Linked DNA regions of Mus musculus: region 2 is linked to region 1. The links are chromatin loops, found by intact Hi-C in ENCODE. Cell type or tissue: left cerebral cortex. All regions are shown on one strand. Each heading gives the region's core, and the rest is flanking DNA. Links, peaks and the distances in the headings are about the cores only. Region 1 overlaps Dclk2 (doublecortin-like kinase 2). Region 2 overlaps Dclk2 (doublecortin-like kinase 2).

What was found. Hi-C counts contacts between places; a loop is a spot of excess contacts. Peaks named below come from ENCODE experiments on the same cell type or tissue, not always from the same donor. Only the 100,000 strongest peaks of a DNase experiment are listed, where the experiment ranks them.
Region 2: it touches region 1 in a loop (2.3-fold over the local background); 1 of 42 quality-filtered maps calls a loop at or near these places.

What each region holds. Positions count from the first base shown.
Region 1 is chr3:86,805,317-86,810,697 of GRCm38, forward strand. Dclk2 (doublecortin-like kinase 2) reads right to left here. Exons shown (of 16, transcript NM_027539.5): 9 at 806-925; 10 at 268-414. Among named protein-coding and RNA genes, the nearest start is that of Gm46810, 23 kb to the right of the region's middle. In left cerebral cortex, for the core only: a CTCF peak has its summit at 2,953 (motif pointing left); DNase peaks (open chromatin) are centred at 1,700, 2,989 and 4,093.
Region 2 is chr3:86,867,813-86,873,193 of GRCm38, forward strand. All of the region lies in intron 2 of Dclk2 (doublecortin-like kinase 2), which reads right to left. Among named protein-coding and RNA genes, the nearest start is that of Gm46810, 40 kb to the left of the region's middle. In left cerebral cortex, for the core only: a CTCF peak has its summit at 3,375; DNase peaks (open chromatin) are centred at 1,115, 2,759 and 3,309; H3K27ac peaks cover 1,717 bases.

The DNA.
Region 1 (5,381 bases), core at 250-5,249:
GAAGCTGAATAACATAATCAAAGACAAATGAAAATGTACTTTCTAATGTCCAGAAAATAACGTATGCACTGATTCAAGATGCCCATTAGGGTTTTATGTGTGCATGCAAAACACCCCAACCAACTTGAACTTGCTGGCTTTTCTCAAGTCCCTTTCGTGTGCTCTCTGTTTACCACTGTGGTATTGGTTTGTACCCTGTTATTCTGTGCTGTGATGTCTCCATAGCACTGCAATCATTTAAAAGAACAGCAGAGATTGCTAACACACCAGCAGATTCTCAGGCTTGATGTCCCTGTGGACGATGCTGAGGCTGTGCAGGTACCGGAGGGCATTGGCTAGGTTGTACACCATGGCGCTTCCATCTCTCTCAGTGTACTTGGTTGAAGAGGTAATCGCATCAAAGAGATCTCCACCCTACAGGATAAGGAAAGAGATGCATCGAAATGTCTACAGTTCGGTCCTCTGAAATAAGAAGGGTGTCACATCAGTTTGCAGAAGATAAAGAAACTGATGTGTTTGAGTAGCAAAGGTTAAGAGGCTGTAGGATCCTTTTCTGGCAAGGTTCCTCAGAATTGTTGCATGCTCTGAGATTTGACACCAGTGAGCCCACCCATCCTTACTTTGACCTTGGACACCAGTGAGCCCGCCCATCCTTACTTTGACCTTGGACACCAGTGAGCCCACCCATCCTTACTTTGACCTTGGACACCAGTGAGCCCGCCCATCCTTACTTTGACCTTAGACACCATTGAGCCCGCCCATCCTTACTTTGACCTTGGACACCAGTGAGCCCGCCCATCCTTACTTTGACCAGTTCCATCACTAGAAAGAGGTCAGTTGCTGTTTCCATCTCTTCAACCAACATGATGATGTTGGGGTGCTTCACTCGGCGCAGGATTGACACTTCGTTCTCAATCAGATGCTCCTGTCAAATAAAGGGTGGAGAGAGGGACATAAAAACCACAGAACCTTCTGCTCTGCCATCAAAGCCTGGAGGACGGTACACCATAGCCTTCATTTCTGATGCCAAGGGAGACATGTCTCTCAGCACAGGAAGGACAACCACACTTGCCTACTTAGCCCCCGGGATGGGACAGGCCACTAGTGTATATCTCTTTGCCAAGCCCCTACAGAAACTGGCTTCTGAGCATGCTCAGAAGGGCTCATTGTAACTGTACTGATTCCACTCTAGGCAATGACAGTAAAGATGGTGTCCACAGGGCTGGAGAGATGGCTAAGCAGTTAAGAGCACTGACTGCTCTTCCAGAGGTCCTGAGTTCGATTCTCAGCAACCACATGGTGGCTCACAACCATCTGTGATGAGATCTGATGCCCTTTTCTGGTGTGTCTAAAGACAGCTACAGTGTATTCATATACAATAAATAAATCTTAAAAAAAAAAGACAGGTGTCCACACAGCACTGTGCCTTCTGTAAGGCAGGAAGACCAGAGCCACTTTCTAATTTCAATATTTCATGAAAAAACAGCGACTAGGAACATAAGAAAATATGGCACTAGAACTCTAAGACTAAACGTTTGACTGTTACCAATATAAATTTTAATTTTATGTTAACATGCATGAAAAATAAGCTTTCTTCTTTTATGAGTGGGTATGAAGTCATTTTCCAGATGGGAGTTCCTTACACTTCGTATTTCAGAAATCTGGAAGGCACCGAACCACACAGCTCGTTTTAATGGCAACGGCCTCTCCACTGAACACACTACCTCAGTGTTGCCCGTGCTGAGTGATGTGGGTGAGGACTGCTCAGACGTAAAATGCTCATGTACAGAATTAAGAAATTATCCACAAGTTATACGCAGTGAGCCTTCTGTTCCAAAGGCTGCACGTGTGCATCCTCACTAACTTCAATGGCAAATCCATTTGGCTTTAGAAAGTACAGGATAAAATCTGTAGCTGACCCCTTCAACGTTCTAAATGCTGAAATAAGATGCTTTTATATAGATGTGTCATTTATCACCTAAAGATGTGTATATATTGCACATCTATGGTGTGTATGTGGTGTGTGTGTGTGTATATGTGTGTGTGGTATATGTATGTGGTGTGTATGGTGTGTGTGTGTAGTATATATGTGTGTATGCAGTGTGTGTGTGTTGTGCATGGTATGTATGTGTGATGTTTGTATGTGTGTATGTATGGTGTATATGCGTGGTGTGTGTGTGCATTTGTGTGTGTGTGTGTGTTTGTATGTGTGTGGTGCTTAATCTGCCCTTGGCCTTTACCACCATGACTGTCAGAGCAAAATGTGGCATTCTGACATGGCACTTGATCCCTAGTTTCAGACACTATTTCTAGTTTTCCTATATTTTGGGTGCGTACACATAGTATTTATGTTTTTACACTAATTCAAAAACCTCCTGACAATATCTTGAAGAGTAAGTTATGACAAATGAACAATAGCACACAGAATAAAATCTACTGTAAGCTGTTGCACATGGTGGGTCGAAATTCTTGAGCACAGAACGTTCTATGGCTATCCCAGTTGTCATGGGATAAGCGTTGGCAAAGGACAAGAAACGCTAAGTCAGAAAACCTACTAGAAAATGACCCCTGACTGCTGCCACAGAGTAAGGCTTTGTGTATGCTCTGACTCCTGGCTTCACTTCAGTCCTTGGAGATGGGAGTGTAAGCCCAGTATTCCCGCCTCTAAGCCCACATCTCTCATACTGGACATCACTGTGAAAGGGGAACGGCTGAGAAACTCAAGCTGGAATTTTTTTTAAATGGCAGCTGTAAACATGACATTATTATTGGGATGAAAAGACAGGACGAACAAACCGACAGGAAGAGCCGCAGAAGCTTTATGTAAGGGGGCTCTGTTCTCCTTTCAGGAAAGAGGACTTGGGCTTCTTGAATGCTGTAGACTCAACACTTCCAAGTCTCTCAAAGCCTAACAAGCCTGGGAAGTCAGGGACAGCGCCCCCTGCTGAGCATAGCACAAAGCAGCAGCCAGCACACTGGGACCCAGTCCAGGGAAGCGGCTGTACAGCCAGCCATGGTGGCCACACAGAGAAGACACAGTAAACCCTCCACACACATTCACGCCATGTGAGTCAGATGTAAAAGCAGCGATGAGAATTTGTCTCACTCGACAAGAGCAGTCACCACCACTAGAGTAAAACAGGCTTATTTTAAAACTAACTAGATTATGGTTTCCAGCCTCAATGCCATATTCTGCCTGCCCATTTTCTGCAGTGTTAAGAGTCTATAAAGTTATTTTCAGGTAAGTTTTGGATGCTAATGAATAAGTGTGACGCAGTCGGTGTCAGCAGCATAACAAAAGCTCTTTGTATGGAGTTAAAATATGCTGTCTACGCTATCCAGAGACCCTTCCCCAAATTATTATTATTTTCAACAAAAGGCACTCAAAACATCTGTGGACCCACTGTGGGACCCCTCTTGGCAGGGTTAGAAAGCTACCAGCGGTGTCAAGTTCAAACATCAAGCAAATACGGGGACAACAGCCTCCACATAAGCTACATGTGAATGTACTGGCCCGCTCCTGAAAACAGTCCCATCTAAGCAGAGAGGAAATGTTCCTGTTGGGACCCAGAAGCTGCTCCTAGGTTTTTCCACACACTCTCTCTATGCCTGACTATAAGAAATGATCCTTTTAAAACAATGGCTCCCAACCTGTAGGGCACAACCCCCTTGGGGGTTGCCTGAGATCATTGAAAACACAGGTATTTATATTATAATTCATAACAGTAGAAATTACAATATCAAGTAGCAATAAAAATAATTGTATGGATGGGGGTCACCACAACACAAGGAACTGTGTTAGAGTCGCAGCACTAGGAAGGTTGAGAGCCACTGTTTTCAAACTAGTTACATGAAAAGCCAAACAGCAGCACTAATATAAAGGCTACACAATTGCTTTCCAGAAGTCCTGCGCAGCCTACAGCCGCTTTTACTCTACTGTGTACAAATACTCCGCCGAATGTATTTATCAAACTCTCTCTGTGTAGAGTGTGAGCAGCATCTGAACCCAGCGGAAGTGACTCCACCTTCCCGTGAAGAAAACCTCCCTGCTCCATCAAGGCTGAGCTGGTTGACTCTCTCCTCGGCTGGCCGCCACCATCTGTTCTCTCACACGTAGAAAAATCATAGCTCTCCTCCTACTGTAGTCTGTTGGTGGGCTGCTCTGCCTCACTTTCCAGCAAAGAGCAACACACACACACACACACACACACACACACACACACACACACACACCACACACACACACACCACACACACACACACATGCATGCATGCATGCACATGCACATTCACGTGCACACACGAACATGCACACACTCCCTACCAATGGCTTCCCTGCTGGTAGCTAGACTGCTGAGGATGAGACAGCAAGCAAGACAGTGTGTTCAAGTCACTTTGTGTGATTTCTGACATAGTTACCCAAACGCATCAGGTCCTGATCCCCAGACTTTGTAAATATTACCTTATTAGGAAAAGGAGATAGAGCAATACAGGGACAGCCAGCCTTCTATTAACAGACTAGCCCAAATGAATCACAGCAGCCTTCTAGAGAGGCAAGGGAATTCACAGGGATGTAAGAGCAGCAATGAAAGCCCAGAAGAGAAACCGGGAAGCTGGAGAGAGACTGCAGTGATGTGGCTGTAGCCTAAGGCTGCCAATCACCAGGAAGTGTGCTCAGAGCCAGAAGCCCCAGACAAAGTGTAGATTTCCATGTCCAAAGCCAGACCTGTGAGAGGATAATTTTTGTTGATTTAAGCTGTGTGGTAATTTACTCCAACAGGTCAAAGCTACTACAATATACTTTCAGGTTTGTGTCCTGTGTGGGCCCATAACAAGCACATAATGAATACAAACTTGGAAGGTGAAAAGGACAGCTGGGGGTTTCTTTACTGTGGAGAGTCAGTCAATATTCATTTGGAATGAGGGATCTAAGGACAGAACAGGAAGAATCCTAACCCAATACCACAGCCTCCTCAGCAACCTCTGTTAACGTGGCCGTAAGGCAGAGCTAAGTCTGGGCCTTTGCTCACTCTGTCTGGCCACCTGGCAGGGTTTTTTCCTACCAAAATCCTGCCACGGTTCAAGGACCAGCTCAAATGTTTCTTCTGTATATGAGTGTGTGTGTGTGAGTGTGTGTGTCTGTGTGTGTGTGTGTGTCTGTGTGTGTGTGTGTGTGTGTGTGTCTGTGTGTGTCTGTGTGTGTGTGTCTGTGTGTGATGGAGGGGTCAGAGAACAACCTCAGGAATCACCATCTTCACCCTGTTGGAGAACAAAGGCCCTTAGCTGTTTTCTGCCGTGTATGCCAGGCTAGACGACCATGACCATCCACAGATTCTCCTGGCGGCTCCCATCTTCCTTTAAGAATACTGGGATTACAGATG
Region 2 (5,381 bases), core at 270-5,269, 63 kb after region 1:
GTGAAAGGAGGTCAGGAGGACCGATAGACAGGCACAGGAAGTAGAAGGGAGGGATATTCAGTTTGAAGGGAGGATATTCAATTGAGACTTCGTGGAGAAGAACTTCCTTTTCCTTTTGGGATGTCAGCTGTGGAGGAAGGTCAGCTGGCTGCCTTTTCTGCCTCTCTGAGCTAGCAGGTATTCACACCAGCATCTGGCTCTTAAGTCTTTATTAGTAAAAATCTAATGATTGAGATTTTGTTTAAAACCAACATCTTTCAATAAACTGAGTCCAACATTTTTGTCCTCGATGTTCTTTATTTGGTAAGAGCTTCAGGTACTTACCAACCTCCGTGTTCAGTGCTCCCTTTAGAGGCAGCACTGGCCTTGGTTTTCTTATGTTCACCTCTCCCCTTAAACACACCATCGTAAGTATCCAAACACCTTCTCCCTGGAATCCCTTCCCCTCCATCTGGCCCAGAATGATCTGGGACCCACACCAAAGGAGCACTGAGTTTCCAATTATGGTTTGATTTTGAAATTACACTATGTTGCCTGTGTCCGCTTGGAAATGACTTGGAGAGATGAATTGGAACCTGAAACTATGGTGCAGTAGCTCAGATGCTATCAGAGGCCAACAGTGGAAAGAACAACCAAGGAAACACGCTGAGAAGGCTAGCGGGCAGATTTTCTAATAAAGCTGATATAGCCGGACTAAGCCGTGGTCAACAGATGCCTCTGATCTCCACTCACAACAGCCTAGACCATTTTCTGGGTGTTGTGTTTTGTTTTGTTTTTTAACAAAACTGTCCTTAACAGAGACTTCACAGGTGCGTCAGAGTTTGCCAAGGGGAGGATGACGCAGAGCAGGTGTGAAGGCTGGCAGGTTGTACACTGCTCCAACCTAGTGAGCAGGGTTATGGGATTAGATCAGGTTCTCTGGTGGTTTCTCTTTGCCTTAAGTGTGGCACAGGAGGCCTCTTACCATCTAATTATGGCCTCTCAAAAGTGACTCATCTCCTAATACCAACTCTGCCTCCCCATCCTCCACACAGACACACAGAGCACACACAGCACTGGGGGCTTCTAAATGACTGCCAAGTATTCCAGGAACATCCACATACTGCAAAGCCTCTGCTTGGACCTCCTCCAGTTCTCTGTCCTCCTTCTCCAACTGTATAGTCTTCCTTATCAAGGCTCTGCTTAAAGGGTTCCAACCTGTGAACACAGGGACGGTCCCTTCAATAAAATGAGTCACGCCTTTGTCCCTGTAGCACTTAGCTGCCTAAAGCAATCCCCAAACTCATCACTCCGTCTTCTCCCAGACACAGAGATCATATCAACCTTAGGTTTGTTCTATTTAAAGCTCAATTTCAAATATTCAGACAGAAGCAAAGTAAGAGTCTTAGTAAAAGAGGAAGGCTTTCATTTCTACTCTTGGAGAAGAAGTATTTTTAGTGGTACCTTAACTGTTGATTGTGTTGGTTCACCAGTCTCACCATTCAGTGTCTGCTTTGGCAAGAATTCATTGTGCAAGATCAGTTACTGGGCCTTTGTTCCCTCTGTTCTGCACATCACTTTTTAAAAAGAAATATTTTACAAGTATGTTTTTTTTTCATCCTTCTTTACTTCTTAATTAAAAGTTATGATCTCAAAGGTTCATAGAACCCAAATTTTGTGGCTGCTGTTCTCACTATTTTCTTTGCGTCCCCCCCTTAATTCGTGTATATGTGTGTGTGTGTTTGTGTGTGTGTGTGTGTGTGTGTGTGTGTACTTGCTGGCTTTTTATTTTGCTTTGTTTTCACTACAGTTGTTGATTTAACAGGCTCTAGCTATGTATTCTTGGCTTTCCACAAATATGTGCATACAAAATGTGCCTTCATCTCAGAGATCCCCCACCTCAGTCTCCTGTGCACAGGTAAAGGTGTGTGCCGCCACACCTGGCTTTCCTCTTATTCTTGCAAAGTCAACAAACCTTGGCTTTCATCTGAATACTTTTCTATAGTTCAGTGAACAATTTGGTGTATATGTCCAAACTGCAGCAAAATGTGTGAAATGAGGGAGCTGTTTTACAAAGCCTTAGTTTATGCAGAGTGGCTCATCATCTGTCCATTTTTAACAAGGGCCCTAGTGGGCACACGGGATGCTGAGGCGGGAAGAGCCTTCAGCTCTTAAGTTCAATACTAATCTAGCAACAGCAGAGAGACAGAAACTACAGGAAAACCCAACCAGAACTCTTCAAGTCTTACCTAGAGACATACTTTACATTATAACCTTGCTGGGGAACTAAATAAAGCTAACTAACTCCTAGATTTCTAAAGGAATTCATCCAACAGTCCTTATGTAGAAAGGAATGCCAGGACCACAGGGAAGGCAGTGGCCTCCAAAGCAGCAAACAGGTCTACACTTTGGGTCACCCAAACGTGAAGCATGAAGCTCTTAAAATAACTTTACCCAGATGCCTCCTCAGGCCTGGGAATCATTCTGTTGAGTTCTTTCTGTGAGTTGCCTTTTTCAGAAAGAAGGTTGTAAAATTGAGGTACACAATGCTTTCCCTCCTCCTACATAGTTTGGGAGTTTTGTGAGACCCATAGGGATAAACAACTCCTTTGGGAAGCTTTTTTCATGTTATAGAAAGGTCTGCTGAAAACAAAACAAAACAAAAGAACAAGATAAAAACTAGGGAGGCCTGATACCAGATGTCTCTGGGAGAGCCGATGGTAAGCAAGGTAGTGGGTGCCAGGCTCTAGAGAGTCAACTCTTCCCTGGAAGCCTGGGAGGCTGCTGGAGCCAGGAAGGCTGTACACCCACAGTTCTGCTGCTGGGAACGGGAGGAGGGGCAGCTTGGTCGCTCAGCTGTCCTTTACTTCAGCTGCAGAAAGTTCCCAAATGGGACTCCACAGGACATAAAGAAATTCTAAGCTCATTACTGGCCAGTAGTTCACCAGACAACAAAGGCCAAGATGGAGGCAACTGACTATTAGTCTGTTAACTATAATTTCCCTGCACTTTGGAGATACTTTAAGTAAGAGATGGAAGGAATAGCCCTGAACAATGTGTCCCAAAGTGCTACTGCCCAGCAAGAGAGCATTAAGCCCTGCATAAATAGAAGCATCAGGCTCCAGGGGAATGGCCCACAAAATTTACTTCAGTGTTTCTGAAATGACAAATGCTGCATTGATCAGATACAAGCATAGTGCTGAATTAAAAACGGTACAAGTGTAATTGCTCACTTAACAGATGTCCCATGAGGCTAGATCAGATGAAAAGGGCAACTGTCTTTATTTCACAGAAAAAAAAAAACCCGATTCTGAATGACTAAACACAACACACTGACGTCATCCCAGGTTAGGCTTCAAACGCTTTCAGTGCAGCACATCCTCTTAATCAAAACAGGAAGGTGCCCCCTGCCTTGCATCCATGGTATTGGAAGGTACTATACACAGTATTAGAGAAGCAATAGCATCAGCAATACTACCCAACTACAACAGTGACCTCCCTACAAGGTAACCGATTATGATATCGGTGCCAATATCATGTGAGTAACCAGCCATTTCTTACAAAGTGGATTCAAGGCCCACTCCATGAGATGGAACCCATTCCTAACATTGCTAACGAGACCAGGAGTCTGAGACTAGACATGGCCTGGGCCCTAGGGGAAACCCACCACTACTGTTCTGCTAAAGGAACTCAGCAGTAAAATGGTTCTTAATGGCATCGTGCTATCCCCACAGACAGTGCCTTGCCCAGTCCTCCTCAGAAACGCGTCTCCTTGCAGTAAATGGCGACTAACATACAGAGCCACAGCCGGACAATATGCAGAGCATGTCAGATTCTGGAGCACTCTGCCTTAAACCAGATGTTTTTATGCTCCAGGGACAGGCCCTATACTCAGGAGTAGTTGGGCCAATACAAAATGGACTCCATGGTTTTGTGTCTGCTCTTCTTGTTTTTGTTTTGTTTGGCTCTCCCAGAGACATCTGGTGTCAGGCCTCCCTAGTTTTTATCGTGTTCTTTTGTTATGTTTTGGTTTTTTGTTTGGTTTTGGGGTTTTGTTTTGTCTTTTGGGGTTTTTATTGTTTGATTGGATTTATTTATTTATTTATAGAAAGCACATGAAGTTGGGTGTATAGGGAAGTAGAGAGAAGTTGAAGATAAAAATATGATTAAAATACATTGTATAGGAACACCCTCATAGAAGCAGTTGGAGGGAGGATGTGATAGGGTGTTTCTGGGAGGGAGGGAAACCGGGAAAGAGGACATTTCAAATGTAAATAAAGAAAATATCCAATAAAAAATACGTTGTATAAAAATTATTTTGATGCCAATGAATTCAAAAAAATTAAACGTTCAACTGCTGCATACAAAGGAAGGAAGGGATCTATGACTTTTCTGCAATAGGGAGGTCATGCAGAACACCTATCAGATATTCTCAGGGCTGGGAAGATGGCCCCATAGGCACAGTACTACAAGATTCCCAGAACCCACATAACGCTGAGGAGGATGTTTCTGTAATCCAAGCACATGGATGGTAAAATGAGAGGCAGAACACAAGGATAACTCACAGGTCAGACAGCCTGGCAAACTCAACTGTGAACAAGACACACACACACACACACCTCAAGAGGAAAGCAAAAACAAACCCTGAGGTTGACCTCTGACTTCCACTCGCACACTTCAGTAAGTGTGTGCGCCTTCTCATCACAAGCACATGTGCCCACACACACTCATTCTCCCTCTCTCTATATATTTTTTTCTTCATCTTCTGTCTTTCATTCCCAAGCACACTTTGCTAACCTTCTCATTTGCTAACACTGGATAGGGAAAGATCCCCTTCTGTTTCTGAGAAGTCAGTATATGTAAGATTTGTGAACAAAATTAGTGTGGGTTTTGTCAAAATGTCTTTGTCAAATGGGCTCTGGGTAATAATCAGCAGGCTGGGCTAGGGAGCCGTGCAAGCCTGGCCACTGAAGCCAACAACCAGGACTGACATAAATGTAGACAGAAAGAAAGGACTGCATTAGTGTGTCCTCTGACTATGGCATCCCAAACACACACACACACACACACACACACACAGAGAGAGAGAGAGAGAGAGAGAGAGAGAGAGAGAGAGAGAGAGAGAGAGGGGAATGCTTCCCCCCCACACACACAGGGTTTCCTGGCCTCGAACTCAGAAATCTACCTGCCTCTGCCTCCCAAGTGCTGGGATTAAAGGCTTGTACCACCACCGCCTGGCTAGAGAATGCTTTTAACATAGAAGATATATTCAAAATTGTGAAGTTTTATTTGATCTGTAATAGTGTGTAATGTGAGTCCTTCTGTCTTAGGCGAGGATGTTAAGACAATTCATTACCACTTTGAGAGTCTCTGAGTCACCTCATTTCCATCTCTAGCCAGCC